2 separate regions of the Mus musculus genome follow, and region 1 is linked to region 2. A link is a contact called in ENCODE Hi-C or POLR2A ChIA-PET data. All regions are on one chromosome and are shown on one strand. The core of a region is the stretch at or near the end of the contact, and the rest is flanking DNA. Distances in the headings are between cores, read along the strand shown. Region 1 holds the start of Fxyd6 (FXYD domain-containing ion transport regulator 6). Region 2 holds the start of Lncbate3 (brown adipose tissue enriched long noncoding RNA 3).

Region 1 (4,686 bases), core at 1,486-3,985, 48 kb after region 2:
CCCACTCAACAGTGTATTGCTCCAATGAGCCTGGCACTGGGTCTTCCCATGGCTCTAGATGTGGGTACTCTCATGTGCTTCCCTCATCCTTAGTGAGTGTGTCTATGTGTTATCTGTGTGTGTGAGACTCCCTTCCCCCCCAAACACACCCATGCTGTTTAGAAACCAATCTGTTCTGGTGTGCTGTCCTGCCTCAGCTGCCCCTTTCCTCAGGCTTCCAGAGAAGCAATTGCGTAGCAAAGATCCAAGCTCTTTACCCAGCCTTCTAAACCCTGACTGTGAACTCTTTAGGAACCTTCTGAGCCAGCCTTTCCCAAATTCTTTTCATAGCAATTTTTGTATCCCCTCAGTGGCTTCCCATGGCCCTGGAGACAAAAGCTGAAATTGCCCAGGAACTGCCCGGCTGCCAAGCCTGGCATCTGTGTCCTTCCCTAGCCTGTCTCCTCTGCACTCTGCCACACCGGGAGCAATTCCCACACTCTGCAGTCCGCTTCAGGGCCTTTGCACGCACACATCGCTTCTGTTCCACTGTTGGCATCATTTCCCAAGCCTGCTTTGCACCTCAGTTGTTTCTTTCAGCGCATCTCCTTAGCACTCCCCGACTCTCCAGCTTGCTTTGCAAATGTTACATTCTCGGGGCTCTGAACCATTTGATCAAAATCCTTTTCACCCCTTATCTATAAAGGACAATGTTGTATCTAAAGAGCTTGACCTAGGGCTCAGGGAAGAGTCACGCCTCACATCCGTGTGTTGAAAGAATGGGGCAGCTGGTGACCTCTTTTAACCCGTGGACACATTTATCGCAGGAACCAGATGTGTTTCTTTACTCCCTAGAAGGGAGATGTGACTTTCCCAGGGCAAGGCTATGTGTTGCTTTGTAGCAGAAACCCCCAAATTCCACCTGGATAAACAAGAAAGGTTATTTGAGAGGCTGGCCCTGGCCAGTCCTCACAGACTGGATTCCACTCTCCTCCATAGCCAGGACTATCAGCAGCATCAGACACAGGCCCGGAAGTAGCTTGGCCATGTTCTCTGGCAGGAGACAGGCTGAACCAACAGGTGGTTGGGCTTAGAAGTTCTGACCCGTCAGCCTATCCTTTCCCAAACTGGCCTGTAAAGCCTGAGCTGGCAACCACTTACAAGGAGCGACTCCAACAGACAACTTAGAGGTGGGAAATGTCAGGACTCAAGGGCACTGGGAGGGAGGACCAATCTGCTTGCCCAGGACAGGGAACTAGTAAGCAGTGTGGTTTCATTTCTCCCACCCACAGCAAGTGGAAAGGGACAGGAGATTACAGTCCTCAGCTTACAGAGGAAAAGTTTGGGACAGAAGGTCAGGCCGCTGTCTGGAGCCACGTGGATTGGCAAGACTTGAGCCAGACTTTGATAAAAGGGTTTTAACTGTCACAGGAACCCTAGTGATTATGAAACTGGGCCAGGGTGGAGTCTTTTCAGCCCAAGGTCCTATGCTTAAGGGGTCAAACTATCCTCTACAGACTCCCCTTAAGCAAGGTAACCCAGTTTCTTCCTGGTAGCCATTGATGGCTTCTCTGCCAGTTCTAGGGCAACCTTGACTTCCCATCTGTTTTTTTGCCTTGGCCTTTGAGACTGGACCATTTGTTAAAGTGATTCAACCAAGCTGAAAGGCCACAGAATTATCAAGTTTGTTTGTTTGCTTCCTCTTCTTCCTCTTTCAACTCTTCTTCCTTTTCCTCTGAAAAGGGAAGATTTTCATGCCCTGAAACAAGATTTCTCTATGTATCCCTGGCTGTCCTAGAACTCTCTCTTTAGACCAGACTGGCCTCAAATCCAGAGATTCACCTGTCTCTGCCTCCCAAGTGTTGGGATTAAAAGAGTTGTTCTCCTCCTCCTCCTCCTCCTCCTCCTCCTCCTCTTCCTTCTTCTTCTTCACAAATGAGTAACTGTCCTGGTGCTGTGGTGCTGGAGAGGCAGGGCTGGGCTCTTGCTAGTAGAGCCCATTATTTCTGGGGTAGGGGTTGTCAGGAAAGCCTCGTGATAAGACCTAGAATTGGCTGATGCCAGCTGCTCTCCTCAATGCTTCAGCACAGGGTAGGCCAGCCTCCCTACAGCATCCCTTCAGTTGGCTAATTAGAACAGCCTTCCCCACTACAGAGCTTCCTGGATACCAACCTGCTGGGGGTGGTGGGGTGGGGTGGGGTGACCTCTGTCCATTCTTGCAAGCTCTTCTATCATTACTTAGAGTTAGTCAATGGAACCCTTGCTGGGAGTTAGTCTCACCTCCCTTTCCTAGATTAGGGAAAGGAACACTCCATATATGAGTGTTCATACTGATGCTACAGGTAGGATTGCAGAGCTAGGATGTAAATCTTTAAATTAATTTGTCACCTCGAATTTTGACTCTTAGTGACTAGGCTGGGGAGAGCTACTCTTAAAGCCTTCCGGAGTTAGGGATGGAGATGGGTGTCTTGAAAACGGGCTTCTGGGCAGCAAAACCCTGGTTCATGTGAGGGTCTTGTCCCCACAGCCCACCAGCTCTATTTGCAAACAACACTCCACCTAACTCTGGCTCCCATTCATGCTAATTGCGAACACAGCCAATGAACGCAGGTTGCAGGTGGCTGATGCTCCGTTGTTTCCTATTTTTCTGCCTTTCTCCCCTGATTTTCCTATTTCCGAAAAACACCAGCCCTGTCACGGTGTTGGTCTGGCTCATTTCCTACCCTCACCAAAGGGGGGGAGAATCAAAAAGCAACAGCTGCTGGCAAATCCGCTCCGGCGCTGGGCGCCTCCTCCGCGCGTCTCCTGTTGCTTCTTCAAGCCTCACTTCCCTTTGCGAAGAGCTCGCAGAGAGAAGGGCGCGGGCGACATCACAGGGGTCTGCAAGGGGACCCAGAAGCCAGTGGACGAGGGCGACCGGGGAGGCCAACCAGTCAGCCCCCTCTGGGAGGCGGGAAAGCTGCAAGCCGCGCCCACCGCCCTGCCCCCAGCGCGCCACTCCCGGCTGCTTGGACTCTGCTAGTCCTTCTGGGATCCGCTCGGAGGGGACCCAACGCCTAGGTGAGCAGCAAGGGAGGTGGGCAAAGTTGGCACCTTCTTCCGAGTGGAGGAGGCTTGGGTGGGGATCCGTCACTCTAGCGCCAGGTTCCTCCGAGTCTTGTTTGTTTCAGTGGGTGTGTGCCCAGGTCCCTGCCTGGGCGGCGGGAAATGGATTTGGAGATGTAAACAAGTAGATGAGCTTCCAAAAGCTAAGGATACCGGGATGGGGTTGCAGGCAATGGCGGTGGGCGATGCTGGTGGCTGGAAAATGCTTTTGAGGCTGCCCTGAGCTTGCATCAGGAGCTCCAGAAGGATAGAGGACCCTTTAGCAGGGGAGCTTCCCTTTGTTACTCGGAAGCGGGAGACCCTGCGGGGAATGGAGATGCGAGGACCCGGGAATGAAGGAATGTGAATGTGGACACATGGGCCACACAAAATGGAAATTTGCTGGCTTGGTGCTTGTGGGGTGTGGGCGTGGGCTCCGGGAGTGGCGAAGAGGCCCTGTAGACGGCGTTGGGGTTCGAGGATGAGGGGATTCATCTGACTGCATTGCCTTCTTTTGGTCTGTCCAGCTCGATTTTCTTTCCAGGGCTGCTAGTACCCTATCTCCATCGTTCCCAACCGGGGCTGGCCCTGGCGGAGCCTCCCCGCTTTATGTCTGCCCAGGGCTTTTCTGTAGAGTTGGTTGAGAGACTGGGTCTCTGGGCGTCTGCTCCTAGGAGCAGTCAGGTTGGAAATACCGGCCCACCCAAGCTGCCACCAACCTCCAGACCCAGAGGTTGTGATGCCTGGAGGCTTGGCTCCATCAATGTACCCTCTGTCTTTATTTCCTTTGTCTAACCTGTCTTCCCGCGCTACTGGAATTGGGATTTCTACCTTTGTAGTGGGACCAGTGGGCATCTCAGCCCTCTCAAGGACCCTTGGCACTAGTGTTCTGACTGCCCTCATATTGTAGATGTATGAATGTGTGTATCTGTTTTCCAACTTGGCCTTTTGCACGTGACCTGTCTCATGGTTGCCATGGAAACCCCTCCAGTTCAACCTCCCTCAGATTTCTGCCCATTCCTCACCTCCAATTGCCTCCCCTCCCCCCAATATGGTTGCTTAGATACTGGTTACCCTTTGCTTTTTAAAGGAGGACACCCTATGTCTGGCTCCCGTTCTAAACTGCCTGGCCCTTTACCCATCCCACCACCACAAGCACCACAAACACAAGTGCTCACACATTACACACAATATCGTCACAGCCTCACATACCTGTCAACCCTCACAGCCCTTTAGCATAGTGGACACACATAACATACACATTTATATCACATGAACACCAAGTAACACATCATGAAACCACAACACATCAAGCCAAAGACACCAAATGCACAGCCCACCACATAAACGGCAAATATATCCCGCACCCTACACACCACATACACACCAACTACACCACACACATACGACACCCACACCAAATAGACGACCTGCATCCCGTCCCACATACACAGTAACTGTACCAACCGTCCTACATACACAGTAACTGTACCAACTGTCCTACATACACAGTAACTGTACCAAATGCATGTTACTTATACTCAGCCCTCACTCTGTGTGTGCATGCAGGGACTCCACCTGTAACACAAACTGACACATACATGTACACACGCATGTACATGC
Region 2 (5,102 bases), core at 1,406-3,905:
TGCCCTGGCAAGAACAGCTCTGGAGTTACTTGGTAATCTGGCGTTGCTGTTTGAGGATTGGATTTAATCTAGATTCATTTTTGCTGGTTTGAGAACCCAAAGGTATTTTAACTCATCTTCAAGGATTACCTCCTAGCTAGACTCCTAACCCTTCCCGGAAGCATGCGAGTCTTCTTTTTAAATGTACATTTAAATTTTTTCATTGGTTACTTACTAGGGGACGTAAAGTACATGGGAAGTGCTTCCTTATGTCTAACCACAGTGTCTTCTGCTATATCTTAAGCTTCTTCTGCTGCTTTTAGAGGTGATAGAGAGCAATGGGGTTGTCCTGTGTAGAAAAGGGTCTTGTACACACATTAGGTATCCACAAAGCCTTATTTAATGCGCCCCTCTTTTTGCTTAACTTCTCCTAGGTCCTGTTTTCTGCTCTTTTCCATATTTTTCTGTTCTCTATTGATAGAGTGGACTCTGAGACTCTAGAAAGTCCAACAAGCCCTGGGTTTGAAGAAATCCAGCTCACCATATGTTCTAGACTGTGCCTGGCTTGTGGTCCACTCTGAACCCGGGTATGTTTCCGAAGGCACTGTTATCTCTCCTATTATTCCAGACCCCTCTCTGCTCTTCTCCTTTGCTCTCTGCTCTGGTCCTTTTGGCTCATGTCCCCACAGGAAGCAGAACAGGGAGCATGGGGTGGGGGTAGCATTCTGTAGGAAGCATGGGGCGCCACACACACAGCCATGGCTATCTTCCGTGAAAACTTGCTAGTCCCCAGACCCAAAGATGGGGACTGAGCTATCTATCAAGTTCTATCTGTTCAAGTTAGAGATGGGCAGAGACCTGGCCTCTCTCCTGGAGTGGGGTTAGAGAAGCATGTTCATCTGGGAAACTCATCTTCCTAGAGTTAGGGACCAATGTGGAAGCAGGTTGGAAGGACAGGACATGGGCAAAAGTGTGAATTAAGTGTCAAAGTTCTGGTAGGTCCTGGGATCACTATGGAAGGTCCAAGCTTCTCTTGTAATGAGAGAGCTGAGCCATCCCATTATTTAAGGGTATAGGTGAAACCCATAGATAGTGAGTAGAGGCAAAGGAGGGAGCCTATAGCTGCCCCCTAATCTTGTCTACAGCACATTTTTTTGTCTTCTTTCTTTCCTTTTTTTTTTTTTTCAAGGCAAGATTTCCTCTGAGTAGCCGTGGCTGTTCTGGAACTTGTTCTGTAGACCAGGCTAGCCCCCACACTCAGAGATCTGCCTGCCTCTGCCTCCTGAGTGCTAGGATTAAAGGTGTGCACCACACAACCTGGCTCAGATTTCTTAAGAGTAAATAAGATTGGGCTGGAGAAGCTAGGTGTGGTGGTGTATGTCTTTAATTCCAGCACTCAGGAGGCAGAAACAGATGGATCTTGGTGAATTGGGAGGCAGCCTGGTCTACATAATAAGTTCCAGGACATAGTAAGACTCTGTATCAAAAGAAGGAGGAGGAAGAGGAGAGAGGAAGGGGAGGGAAAAGGAAAAGAAAAGACAAGACACTGGAAGTTAAAGGCTGAGCTTCCTCTGTGAGGGCTCAATGACAGAGAGATGCATTGTGGGATTTGTTCCTCCTACAAAGAGAGAGGATGTGGTGGCCAGTGGGCTGGAACTGTGGGTGCTCCTGAGGACATGCCAGGCCTTTAGAAGGCTCTTTAAAAGGATGGAGAAGGCACCGTTTTTCTGTATTCAAAAGGAAAGCAGAGCTGCATGAGTGACTGGTCCCTACCTCCCATCCCAGCTGGGCTGGAAGGTGAGGCAGGAGGATGGAGAGTTAACCTTAGGTCAACCTGGGCTAGGTAGCAAGACCACAACAGGAAAACAACCCTAGAAAGAGTCCCTTGCTATGGTAGGCAAAAGTGACAGAACCTGGCCACTTTAACTTCCTGTCCTTTAGTGTTTTCATCTGTAAAATGGAGCACCTGGTGCAGGAGTCTCAGAAGCCTTTTGTGTGTCAGGGCTTCTTTAGAATGTCCTCTGATACATCAGAGATGCAGCCACCGTCATAACATGTGACTTTCTCGTCACGATCTCTATCTTGTGTCTACAACTGGCTCCTCTTCAGTCTCCCCACCTGCCAAAGAAAAGGGTTGGACAAATGGCCCCAAAGAGCCTTTTCTGTTCCCATGGCAGTCACTGGAACCATATGGATTCCAGTGTGTGCCACTGGGTATGTGCACTGCTCCTGTCAAGTATGAAGCTCTTGTGCATTTGCCAAGTAGGTCACACTTTTCAATGCTTGGGGAACTGCCATGCCTTCTAAGAGGACTGAAGTCAGCCCACTGATCAAGCAACGGTCCATTGGAAAGCAGATTTGCTCATGCTGGGAGTTCTTGCTATTCAACTAGCTATTTGTGAGGATGTGGGAGGCACGGGGTGGGCCAGTACGAGTACCCTCCCCAGGAGGCTGCCCGGGTTCCCGAGATGGCAGACCAGTGGCAGGACCCCTTGTCGTTCCACAGCCCCAAGCTGGAGGCACCTCCAAAGCTTGCCTTTGTCCTGTAGGGCCACACCCCTCACCTGGAACATCAGTTTCATGCTGTCATTGGTGCTGATCAACACACACCTGGCACACCCCACTGAACCTCATTCTGCCTTGTTCCCTGTGACTTAGTGCGAATATGTGGGAGTTCATGTCAGGCTCTGGGCTCAGCGCTGGGTGGGAAGGCTGGCTGATGTAACAATGGCCACTTAGCTTAAGTGCCTTGCTTTGGCAACACAGCTTCCTCCTGGTCTAACAACAACGGGGGTGGACTGTACCCTGGCAGATGGACAGGTGGGAAAACACCACAGAACTCCAGCTTGTTCTTGTCCTCCAAGCAAGAGGCCTTGGCAGTCCCAGGTGGAGGCTCCTCCAGGGGGACAGCCCAGAGTACTCACTGGACCCTGGTGCTCACCCTTTTGCAGACAGGACAGGCTTAGCAGGGAAACAGAGGCAGGAAATACAATTTGCTTGGCAATAGTGAGCTCTCAGCGTTTAGTTTTTGTTTGTCGTCTTTATTGTATATGTGGTATATGAGCGTTACATGTTCTCTCTCTCTCTCTGCATGTGTGTGTGTGTGTGTGTGGTGTGTGCACAGTGCTTGTGTGGGAGGCAGGGGACAACCTTGAGAGTTGGCCCTTGCTTGAGGCAGTCTCTTGGTTTTGCTGTTCTTACATACTTCAGGCAACCTGGCTCATGCCTTTCGGAGGACTCTGCCTCCCCCGCCCCCTGTCATTATAGGAGCACTGGGATTGCAGATGTGCATCACCATGTTTGGCTCTCCATGGGTTCTGGGCATTTGAAATAAGATCTTCGTGCCTTCATGGCAAGCACTTTTAGCTCCTGAGCCATCTCCCCAAGTCCACACACCATGTCCTTTAAAGTCGCTGGTAAAGGAATGAATGAATGAACCATCAAGTGAACAGTGAGGTATGATCTAATGACTTCCCCTGGTCTCTTTCATGCATTGAGGCCTTTTAAGCTAAAGGAAGTGAAATGCTCACCTGAGGCGGTCATTTTCAAGTTCTTGAAGCAACCACTTCTTTTATTCAAATGAAATATTGGATAGAGGCCATTGCATAATAATAATTTAAAAAAGTGAATTTCTACCTGAGGTGGGAAAAGGGCTCAAGCCCCACCATAAGGGCCATGGCCAGGCTCCATGGTCTTTCTGCGAGCGAGACCTTGTGCCTAATGGGAACCCCTGGAAAACAGTTGTCAACCCCTTTATTTTAGGCATAAACGAGTTGAGAGCTTGATGGGGACACGATTGTCCCCTAACTCACACTGGCGAGGAACAGAAGCAAGCTCCTTGCTTCACACAGGGTCTCCTGCACAGACTGACAAGGGGTCCCTGAGCTCTGCGGACATGTGACTAGGGAAGCCAGTCCTGTGTTTGGGGAGGAGGAGGCAAAGGAGAACAACCTGCATTCTGAAGGGGCTTGGTCTGTGGGGTTCTCTAAAGAAAGAGGGTGGGGAGAGCCATGTCTTCAGGGGCACAGTAAAGCCTGGCTTTGTCCCAGGCCAGTCTGGTCCTCGTGGGGGTGGGGCCAGAGCTCCCCTATCACTACCTCCCCAGTCCTCTACTCCATCTCCCCAGTCTCCCATAGACAAGAACTTCTAGGCCTTGTCCAGGGGAGCTCCCAGGCTAGACAGGTGAGGCACACCTATTATTCTAGCACTTGAAAGGCAGAGACAAGAGGATTCTGAGTTCTGGGCCAGCCTGGGCTATATAGAGGGAAAAAAAAGACAAACAAAACAATAGCTTCCAGTGTGGATTAGCCCCAGAGTGCTAGACTCTGACCATGGTCTAGCCCATGCACTTTCTCCTTTGGCAGTTCTTAAAACTCAGGGTTGCTGGGAAAGAGGGGTGCCTCAGAACCCCTCTGGGCTTGCTCTCTGGAGGAGATAGGAAGAAGGAAACAGTGAAGACAGCACAAGAATGAGATCACATGACTAGACCAAGTGACTGCCTCAAACTGGCGTCTTGGGCACATCCAGAGCCCTCTGGTCCTGGGCCATCTCATGCTGAAAGAAAGCTTGGCTTAGTGGGGTCTCAAGATTCTCTTGTCTGAGGGTATCCCCAGAGTGATGGCTTTAAAAGGGAGTAGCTCTAGGAGGGAGCTTCTGCAGCCTGTCTTAGGCAAGGACAGTGGTCACTGCAGTGGCCACCGGACAGTTTCTGAGTCCAGCAGATAAGCTTGTGTAGGGCTCTTCTTATGGTCTGCAAGGGGCAGGGGAGCTGGGGGCTCAGCCTGCAGCAACAGCTAGCTAACCATAGGAAACCCAGAGAGGACAATGCAGGCACACTCTGGGGCTGCTAACTAACTCCTACCCTCACACCAGGTAAGAGAAATCACAAAATGCTCCATTCACCTGGGGGGGGGGGTGTGCAGACCCCATCCCTGGGAGCTGAGGTAAAATAGGCATGGGTCTAGAAATGGGGCCCTTGAGAGTCTTTAGGCCCTGTTCAGCTATATGGGACTTTTGAAAAGGTGTGTGTGTGTGTGTGTGTGTGTGTGTGTGTGTGTGAGAGAGAGAGAGAGAGAGAGAGAGAGAGAGAGAGAGAGAGAGAGAGAGAGATGCATGCATGTGAG

The links. Hi-C counts contacts between places; a loop is a spot of excess contacts on that map. ChIA-PET counts read pairs that join two places held with the same protein, here RNA polymerase II (POLR2A).
Region 1: a map of v-Abl transformed pro-B cells shows a loop between it and region 2 (1.8-fold over the local background). The contact joins the promoter of Fxyd6 here to the promoter of Lncbate3 in region 2. A Hi-C loop is called at or near these places in 1 of 37 maps with a recorded cell type or tissue (v-Abl transformed pro-B cells). POLR2A ChIA-PET finds 5 or more read pairs at or near these places in 3 of 5 experiments (all embryonic stem cell).

What each region holds. Positions count from the first base shown.
Region 1 is chr9:45,367,450-45,372,135 of GRCm38, forward strand. Fxyd6 (FXYD domain-containing ion transport regulator 6) reads left to right here and starts at 2,736. Exons shown (of 8, transcript NM_022004.6): 1 at 2,736-3,039.
Region 2 is chr9:45,319,424-45,324,525 of GRCm38, forward strand. It overlaps Lncbate3 (brown adipose tissue enriched long noncoding RNA 3), which reads right to left and starts at 2,656. Exons shown (of 4, transcript NR_040720.1): 1 at 2,544-2,656; 2 at 1,946-2,097. All of the region lies in intron 1 of Tmprss13 (transmembrane protease, serine 13), which reads left to right.